Linked DNA regions of Mus musculus: region 2 is linked to region 1. Evidence: chromatin loops called from intact Hi-C (ENCODE). Cell type or tissue: left cerebral cortex. All regions are shown on one strand. Region 1 overlaps A930001A20Rik (RIKEN cDNA A930001A20 gene). Region 2 has its middle 38 kb from the start of A930001A20Rik.

Region 1 (5,000 bases):
CTCTCTCTCTCTCTCTCTCTCTCTCTCTCTCTCTCTCTCTCTCTCTCTCTCTCTCTCACACACACACACACACACACACACACACACACACAAGGACACAAAAGCACACACACATACATGCACCTGTACATGCACACACAGAAAATAAATAAAACGTAACAAAGCATAAATATTTGCTTATAAAATAATAACCTTTTATATTAAATAAATTAAAGTGAAAATGTTGAATCAAAGAGTCTGCACATGAATAATTTTGTTCTGCATTCTAAATTTTCTCTTCATACAGAATATTCTGATTTATACTCCCAACAGTTATAGCAGGAAGAGCTACACTTAGATGAAAAGATATTTTCATTCCATCTCAGTTCAAAGGATCTGAAATTGCAGGCTTTATTCTTACCCATAATGACGATGGAAAAAAACATGAGATGACAAATTACCTCCATATATCTTTCTGTCATAAGCAAAACCTAGACTTAGACTATGTGAGGCAATCTTCTGAAGAAGATGGCGAAGATGCATAAATCTTCCTGAGCTTGATGCACGCCTGGCCCTAGCACTTGCCAGTGAAATACATCACCAACCCCCACACACTGTCCATCTGACCAGCTGTAAGGGCAACAGAAAAGATTTTGTCGGTGGCAGAGATCAACATGCAAGCACACATTGAACCATGCACTTAAGAGACATCCACTGTGTGCCTGCTATGTAGCTACTGATATATATCTTCAGGCATCTTACAGTGAGACTATAATATCTGGAGACCAGAGCTAGAGACAGTTCAAATCACAGCCCTGCTTGGTTTAGGAAAAAAAAAAAAATGAGATTAGAAAAAAAGTCTCCAAAGCTCACAAAAACCAAGTGATCCTGGCAAATGGAGACTGTCTCCTCTTACATTACAGTCATTAGGAATGCAGGCTTTTACTAGAGGTTGCTCGTGTGCATCTCCATGCTATGGTTTCTTCATCAGGGAAATGCAGTTAATTGAAGCAACTCACAAGTTAAGGTCAAAACCCAGTAACACCACTTTGCACATAAACTAGTCAGGATTTTTTATTTATTTACTTACTTTTGTTTTTTTGGAGACAGGGTTTCTCTGTGTAGCCCTGGCTGTCCTGGAACTCACTCTGTAGACCAGGCTGGCCTCGAACTCAGAAATTCACCTGCCTCTGCCTACTAAGTGCTGGGATTAAAGGCATATGCCACCACTGCCTGGCATGAACATTTTTTAATGTAGTTTTCATATTAAACCATTAGTATAGTATGATTATATTTAACATTAAAACACTGTATAATTTCATATTTTAATAATATTGTTAGGATAATTAATATCAAAACACTCCTATCAATATCATTTTGTATTATTCCTAACTCCTTATCAGTTGTACTAATTATACTTTGATGCATAAAAATTTTCTACCAAACTAACTAGTTTAAAACAGTATTTATTATCTCATCTTCTACAAGTCAGATGTCTGGTACAGTTTATCCCAAGGTACTGTATCAAAGTGCCTGACAAGAGCTGAAACTGGTCTTTGCAGCAACACCATACCACTGTTACTTTGTTTGTATTTGTTACAAATAAATTTCAAATTCTTAGGTTTGAATGTACAAGGCATCTAAGAAGAGAGAACCAAATGGGACCACTGCAACGGTTTTGCTGTAGATTCTTGCAGTTTGTATAAAAAGGTAAAGGAGATATTTATTTAATTTTAAATTAGATCACACAGGTTAAAGATTATATTATAGCTTGAAAACAAGTATCTCACTTATGTGGTTTTATTTACACTAAGAGAATAAGGTTGAGCATAGCAGTAAACTAAAGCAAGTTTGAAAATATCAAGATGTATAAAGAATATAGGGGAGGTGTCTACTTAGCTATACATAGCAATTGTAGTAATATTGTAGCACTATTTAAATTGTATAAACAATTCTGTTCTGAGAATTCAATGATTTGGTTGACTGCCAGCTTGATGGGGTAGACAACCCATTGGAAATAAACAAAAGCATTTTCTAAAAAAAAAAAACCCAAAATGCTTTTGCTTGGGGAGCACAAATAGCAATGTAACTAGCCACCTTGAGCTCACTATAGTGTGTTCTTTTCACCTTTGTAAAATCATTGTTAAGGACAATGGGCACAGTAAGTACTGTGGGATTGAATACATTTGGGCTTAGTGATCCAATGCCGGAAAGCACACCAGGAACAGAAATCCTCACATAAGAGTCAACCCATTAATTACATTTTGTTTACTAAGCTAAAAAATAGATCGTAGACATGTTTCAACAAGGAACAACTAAAAGAGCATTTTGCTCCGACCTCATTTTGTAAAATCCAATTATCTGGGACAATGCTTTGTTTGAATAGTCTCACTTTATTGAGATAAAGGCTCCTTGAAAAAAAGAAAACCCTACTTTATGGAAACCAGATAACTCAAGCGAAGCATACAAATGAATGCCAGACATATTAAAGGTACTGGAAATAAGAATGCAGACAGAAAGAACTGCTTCATCTGGTGTGGTCATGCATATGCATTGTGACTTTTAACTTCCTGTTTTGCTTTGATTTATATTCATCCTCCTCATCTCTAAAAGTTCAGCATCTCTGTGACAGGTGCAATGTCAAAGCGCACGAACAGACCTTAGTTGAGCTCCAAATGTATCTTACAAGTGGAGTCAGAGCAAACGATGTTCCCCAGAGTGCCACAGAAGGGAAAGGAAAGTGACTTAGGGAACACAGGCAGTCTCTAGTCAAAGGTAAGTGAGTGAGTGGGTGGGCATCTCTGCACCTGCATCTGACAGGGCAGAGGAAGGAGCAAGGGACACATCTGCCATGAGAGCAGGACTCTGTTCCCAAAAGGATTGTTTCACAGTTTAAGTTTTATGACTCAGCCAAGCCCTGGTCTCCGAGAAACTTAGTCTGCATGTTAGTAATTCATAAGAAGTCCCAGGCTTGGAGGGATAGAGGGCTGGAAATATGATTCTAAAGGAAAAAGTCAGATCTCAGTCACTCAGAATGGGACGTTGCTGACACAGGAGCTGTAACTGAAATTACTTCAGACTCAGCAGCTAGAATACAGTAATCCAGATGAGGCAGCACGGCCTGGCATGGGAAGGAAAGTCAGCTAGAAAGGGAAGTCTGACCTTGAGGAATGACTACTGGTACACAGAGCTATGTGCAGGACCTCCCAACATGTCCTTATGGAGTGTCACCATCCTCACAGCAGAAATTAGTTCCAGACCTGGAGGCATTCCACTCATCCTGTTTACTAAATACCTTGTTATTAACTCCAGGAGAAGATAAATAGGATAAAAGCATTGCAATTCTCTTTCCTACAATTTGCTTTGTACATTTTAGTGGGCAAGGACCGGAGTCCACATAGAGAATCCACTGATTCAGGAAATGAAAGATTTGGGGTGGAATTCATTTGATAGATTACATTTAGCTAATTGTACATGCTCTACCCACACAGACTCTGTAATATTATCTATTATAAGTAAAGTGCCCTTCTCCCACAATACAGTGATTACAGAGTTCTGGAAATAAGTTAAGAGGGAAGAAAGGAAAGGAAAGAGGAAACTGAACTTCACAGAAATCACAAATACAATTGCAAGCATGCAAACTTATAATGAAGTTTTTATTTTTTATTTAATTTATTTGTTGTATGTAAATTGATGTTTTGCCTGTTTACTTGTCTGTCCGCCATATGTATGCAATACCTACAGAGACCAGAGATGGCTTCTCAGATGCCTACTTGGCTGTGAGGTGCTATGTAATTGTAGAAAATTTCATGCTGATGCCCTGGAGGAACAGCAAGTGCGCGTAACCATTGAGTCACTTCTGCAGTCCATTATGAATTATTTACAGTTTAAATTTATAAGGTAACACTGCTATATCTGAATGTGAACATTACTAGACCGCATCGCTGAGTTAGGTGGAATTAATGCATGAGTACATGCCCATGTTTAGTTTAATGTTCAAGAACAGAAGATCAAAGCAAAGGCAAAGATAAAGGACATGTTGGATGTTTTTATTTACTTAAAAATAAAGGAAACATAGAATGATAATGAAAGAGACTCAGGGTGAATGCATCATGGAGCCAAGAAAAAGTGTGGCCCTCATGCAAGCAGGATCTGCTTCAGCCAGTAAAGAGGCAGAGTGAGCCAGGCTCTTGTGCAGCCTGTGTTCAGCTCCTACACGATATGGTGTGAGTAACTAAAGTGCATGAGATCACTAGATGCATGTAGAACAATGATGATCTAATGATGGCCCCACAGTGCTATATAACTCCATGACTGAGAAGAGCTACTGGGTACTAATCCATGGTGAGTCAAGTTTTAGTATGGATCCTCACATCGAAAGGAAGGTTTGTTTTGTACTTAGATTTACAAGCAATTTTTTTGTTGTTGTTGAAATCATTTCCAATTTTCTTCATGTCCAGGATTTCGTTCCATGTTTTTCAAAGTCCTGAAAAGAAATAAAATGTTGTCAATTTTCTATAGCAATGTCTTCCATATTTGTAAGTTTCTTTGAACAGAGCCGTATATATTGTTATTCTCTCACTTCTGTTCCCATGATGCCAGTCACTCAGTACAGAGGAAGTCTTGAAAACTAGTAACTGAATTTTAGTTGAAGGAACTAGTCATTCTATTTTCATGGTGAAATGGTCAGATATGGAAGCAGGACATTATGGCATGACAGAGATATGAGGACATTTTTTCTTCTAGGCATGATCCTGGTAGAAACTAATTAAGTTGCTCTCCTAAGCTAAAGAGACCCAGTGCTGCCAGAATGACCAGGCTGTTGAGATGAACAAGCTGGCCACAGATTTTAGTTGAATATCCGGGATGGCTAACACTTGGTAATTTTCCATTGGACATGGACACAGTCTTAGATTTTCTTATTTCAGAGCATCCTGGCCTTGTGCTAGAAGGGCTAAGGGCAACCAACACTGTTAAGTAATTTTTGAAGCACAGCTCAGAATTGTCTTATGATAGAGCTG
Region 2 (5,000 bases), 71 kb after region 1:
TTGAAGTCTCCCACTATTACTGTGTGAGGTGTAATGTGTGCTTTGAGCTTTAGTAAAGTTTCTTTAATGAATGTGTATGCCCTTGCATTTGGAACATAGATGTTCAGAATTGAGAGTTCTTCTTGGTAGATTTTTTCCTTTGATGAAAATGAAGTGTCCTTTCTTATTTTTTTGATAACTTTTAGTAGAAAATCAATTTTACTCCATATTTGAGTGGCTATACCACTTTGTTTCTTGGGATCATTTGCTTTGAAAATTGTTTTCCAGCCCTTTACTCTGAGTTAGTGTCTGTCTTTGACACTGAGGTGGATTTCCTGTGTGCAGCAAAATGCTGAGTCCTGTTTACGAATCCAGTCTATGAGTCTATACCTTCTTATTGGGGAATTGAGTCCATTAATGTTAATAGATATTAAGGAATAGTAATTGTTGCTCCCTGTTATTTTTGATGTTATTTTTATGTTTTGCTATCTTCTTTTGGATTTGTTAAAAGAAGATTACTTTGTTGCTTTTTCTAGGGTGTAGTTTCCTTCCTTGTGTTGGCGTTTTGTCTCTATTATCCTTTGTAGGGCTGAATTTGGGAAAGATATTGTGTCAATTTGGTTTTGTCATGTAATATCTTGTTTTCCTCATCTATGGTAATTGAGAGTTTTGCTGGGTGTAGTAGCCTGGGCTGCTGTTTGTGTTCTCTTAGTGTCTGTATAACATCTGTCCAGGATCTTCTAGCTTTCATAGTCTCTGTTGAAAAGTTTGGCGTAATTCTGATAGGCCTGCCTTTATATGTCACTTGACCTTCTTCTCTTCCTGCTTTTAATATTCTTTCTTTGTTTTGAGCATTTGGTGTTTTGATTATTATGTGACTGGAGAAATTTCTTTTCTGGTCCAATCTTTTTGAGTTCTGTAGCCTTCTTGTATATTCTTTAGGCTTCTTGTTTGTTCATGGTCATCTCTGTCTTTAGGTTAGGAAAGTTTTCTTCTATAATTTTGTTGAAGATATTTACTGGCCCCTTAAGTTAGAAATCTTCACTCTCTTCTATACCTAGTATCCTTAGGTCTGGTCTTCTCGTGTCCTGGATTTCCTGGATGTTTTAGATTATGTGATTTTTGCATTTTGCATCTTCTTTGACTGTTTTGTCAATGTTTTCTATGGTATCTTCTGTATCTGAGATTCTCTCTTCTATCTCTTGTATTCTGTAGGTGATGCTTGTATTAATGACCTCTGATCTCTTTCCTGGGCTTTTTACCTCCACAATTGTCTCTCTTTGTGATTTCTTTATTGTTTCTATTTCCATTTTTAGATCCTGGGTGGTTTTGTTCAATTCCTTCACCTGTTTGTTTGTGTTTTCCTGTAATTCTTTAAGGTATTTTTGTGTTTCCTCTTTAAGGGCTTTACCTGTTTACTTGTGTTCTCCTGTACTTCTTTAAGGGAGTTATGTCCTTCTTAAAGCCCTCTAATATCACCAGGAGTTGTAATTTTAAATCAGTCTAGCTTTTCCGGTGTTTTGATGTATCCAGGTCTTGCTGTGGTGGGAGAACTGGGTTCTGATAATGCCGAGTAGCCTTGATTTCTGTTACTTATGTTCTTGCCCTTGCCTCTTGCCATCTGGTTATCTCTGGTGTTAGTTGGTCTTGCTGTCTGTGACTGTGGCTTGTCCCTCCTGCAAGCCTATGTGTCAACACTCCTGGGAGATCAGTTATCTCTGGTAGAAATTTGGGTTCGAAGAGCTGTGGCACAGGGTCAGCTCCAGATTATAGACAGAAACTGTATCCTGTCCCCAGCTGTTCCTTGGTTCGTGTTTCCTGATGACTCTGGGCTGGTCCCTCTTGGGCCAGGAATTTGAGCAGAAGTAGTGGTCTTACCTGTGATCACAGTTGTATTAGCTTTCCTGGAGAACAACTCTCTCCCAGTGGAATTTGGGTATTGAGAGCTGTGGCATAGGGTCTGAAATTTTTCTTTTGTAATCTTTTTTTTTTCCTCCCATAAGACAAGGTTTCTGTGTAGTCTGGCCTGTCCTGGAACTCACTCTAGACCAGGTTGGCCTCAAACTTATGGATATCCACCTACCTCTCTCTCCTGGGGGCTGGTATTAAAGGTGTATGGCACCACTGCCTGAAGATATAGGAATTTTAAAACGTTCCTTAGTGTTTATGGAGAAACTGGGCAAATATATAATTTAGATTCTTTCAATATTTATCTAAGAGCCATGTATGCCAGCCTCTGTGACAAAGTACTTTCTTTGATGTCTCTTTTGGTATTTATGACAATGTAGAAGAAAGGTATTACTAGCTCAACTTCCTTGTAAGTGGTACAAGACAGGTTTCTTACTGTTGTTGCCTGGATCTGGAATGTTCTCTAAAGTTCCCCAGGTCAAACCAGCAGTTGCTTACCTATGGCAGAAACTTTAAGCGGTGGGGTTTAATTGAAGGACCCAAGTCTTTCTGTGTATGTCCTCAGAAAGAATTGTTGATACCTACTCTGTTCTTTCCTTCTTTTCTTTTTCTTTTTCCATCCAGAACATGATATTATCAGCTTTTCTGCAAGAGCACATTACCTATCACCTTGCAATGCCCCACCACAAAACAAAAGCAAAAGGAAGTAGAACACAGACAGAAGCCTCCAAGACTAAGTTTGAAGAAGCCCTTGTCTTTATCAAAGGACTATTTCAGGTATCTTTGACCGAGGTAAAAAGTAATACTTAATGTAGGCAGAATGGTAAATGCCCCAGAACATCATAACAGACTGCAAACTTTCCATGAGTACATGCTAGCTGACAGTGTGCTTTTTCTTAACGATGTGTGTGTGTGTGTGTGTGTGTGTGTGTGTACATGTGTGTGTGTGTGTGCCTGATAGTGTATGTGTGCCATGTATTTGAAGATGTTCTAAGACTGCACCATATCCCCAAGCAACTGGAGTCACATTCAGTTGTGAGCTGTCTGGTATGTACTAGAAACCAAACCCTGCATCCCCTGCAAAAGCACTGGATACACTTAGTCACTGAGCAACCTTTCCCCAGTGTACTGGCATTTAAGACAGAAGCTGCCTCTTCCCAGAATTCCCAAAACAAGTAAACTGCAGGCCAGGCAGCCATTCTGGCTAATTTGTGTTTACTTTCATATGTCTGAACAAGTCATTAAGATGTCAAATATTTTCAATTCTTTATACATACTAAAGGCTGTCTTTTCCATGTGATATCATATGGTTATTCTGCAATATTTTTCTCCATTCTTTCATTAATATATCAAAATGAAATGTTTTAAAGTAATATTTAACAATTTCTGATTGAACTAGAAAAAGCATTCCTGTGCTTTAATATTGAAGCTTGAAGTATGCAAATGGAACCCTTTTTCATAATCAACCTATATATTTTGCAATCTTTCCTCCAAGTTCCTAGTGGCATTCTTAATAAATTTTCAAAAGAAAAATAAGTAATTGATAAATAATTCCTATATTAAATAATATAGCAATTTAAATAAATAATTCTTTAATGAAATGTTCCTCTGGATTGAGTTCAATTTTGCTAAAATATTTATATTTATCTTTAGAGAAGTAACCAAATCAAAACAAAATTATTATAATGAGCCTTTACTCAGTGTACCCAATGGCCTTATCAAAGGGTTGGTATGTTCTATCTGTCCTCCATTGAACAGTATGGAAAAGCATAAATAAAAATAAAGACCTCCTAGTCGTACATCAATGGAAGGAGAGGCCCTTTGTCTTATGAGGGCTCTATGCCCCAGTGTGGGGGAATGCCAGTGCCAGGAAGCAGAGTGGGTGGATTGGTGAGCAGGGGATAGGGAGAAGGTGTTTTTTGGAGGGGAAACCAGGAAAGGGGATAACATTTGAATGTAAGTAAAGAAAATATCCAATTAAAAAAAAATGAAGACCCCCTTTAAAGGTCATATGGAAATCTACTACTGTAAAAACATCTCTCTCTCTTTCTCTCTCTTCCTCTCTCTTCCCCCCTCTCTCTCTTTCTCTTTGTGTGTATGTGTGTGTCTGTGTGTTTGTGTGTGTTTACATAAGATGAGTTAAAATGTATATACCTTATAACATGATAAAAATGATTCTGTTATACACTAGAGGCTAATAAAAAATTCAGTGCCAAGAATGATTTTCTTCTTTTGAGATTGTTGGCTAGTGAGATACCATAGATCCTCAAATACTACAGATTATTGACATTGCCTTTGGTTGTTCCTCATAGCTTGACGATAAGACCTTTTGCAAAAATGACACATAATTGAGTGTCTTAGAAAATGGAGTTACTGAACACGATACTGACTGGAACTGACTTAGAAACGTCATCCCTACTTGGCTAGATTTTATAGTGCCAAAGGTTCAATGCAGGCTCCCAAAGGAGAAAAGCAGTCATACCCAGCCATAAACTCTGGCAAAACATAGTCAGTAGTGCATGAACATTATGGGAGTAACCAACCATTACCTGATCAAATTTAAGTCCTGCTCAACAAGATAAAATTCATACCTGTCATTATTATTGTATCAAGAACCTGTACTATCCATACCATAGGTACTACAGAAAAAAAACAAAACAAAACAAAACAAAAAAACCCTAGAGAGATGTCATTATAACCAGTAGACTCTCAATAATACAAAAACTGAGTGCAGAAAATAAGAAACTGAAGAATGTCCAACTTTAAATGGAACATTTATATGATACCCCCTACCCACAAGGCTCAAACATAATTTCATAGAAGATTCAGAAAGAATCTAAGAGCAGAGTAGACAACTATAAGGAACAATATTCATTGATAAAGCAGGGTAGATGCACATATGAACTCAGTGGAGACCACAGCATGAATGAAACTTGTGCAAGCCCAACCTGGACTAAATCTCAAAATAAAGAATAGAGTTATACATTTCAACCCAATGATAGTCATGCAGCTTTTGTCAGTTATTAGCTGATAAGAAAAAGAAAGTTTGCTTTGAGAGTGTGGATTCTGGTAAGGTGACCATACTTTCAGTAAAGACCATACATCCAAGAATA

What was found. Hi-C counts contacts between places; a loop is a spot of excess contacts. Peaks named below come from ENCODE experiments on the same cell type or tissue, not always from the same donor. Only the 100,000 strongest peaks of a DNase experiment are listed, where the experiment ranks them.
Region 2: a loop joins it to region 1, with 7 times the contacts of the local background. A loop is called at or near these places in 1 of 42 quality-filtered maps.

What each region holds. Positions count from the first base shown.
Region 1 is chr3:15,001,335-15,006,334 of GRCm38, reverse strand. A930001A20Rik (RIKEN cDNA A930001A20 gene) reads right to left here. Exons shown (of 4, transcript NR_040550.1): 4 at 3,608-4,465. Among named protein-coding and RNA genes, the nearest start is that of A930001A20Rik, 33 kb to the right of the region's middle. In left cerebral cortex, no CTCF peak of the experiment used is centred here; a DNase peak (open chromatin) is centred at 2,818.
Region 2 is chr3:14,930,263-14,935,262 of GRCm38, reverse strand. No RefSeq gene overlaps it. Among named protein-coding and RNA genes, the nearest start is that of A930001A20Rik, 38 kb to the left of the region's middle. In left cerebral cortex, no CTCF peak of the experiment used is centred here; no DNase peak of the experiment used is centred here.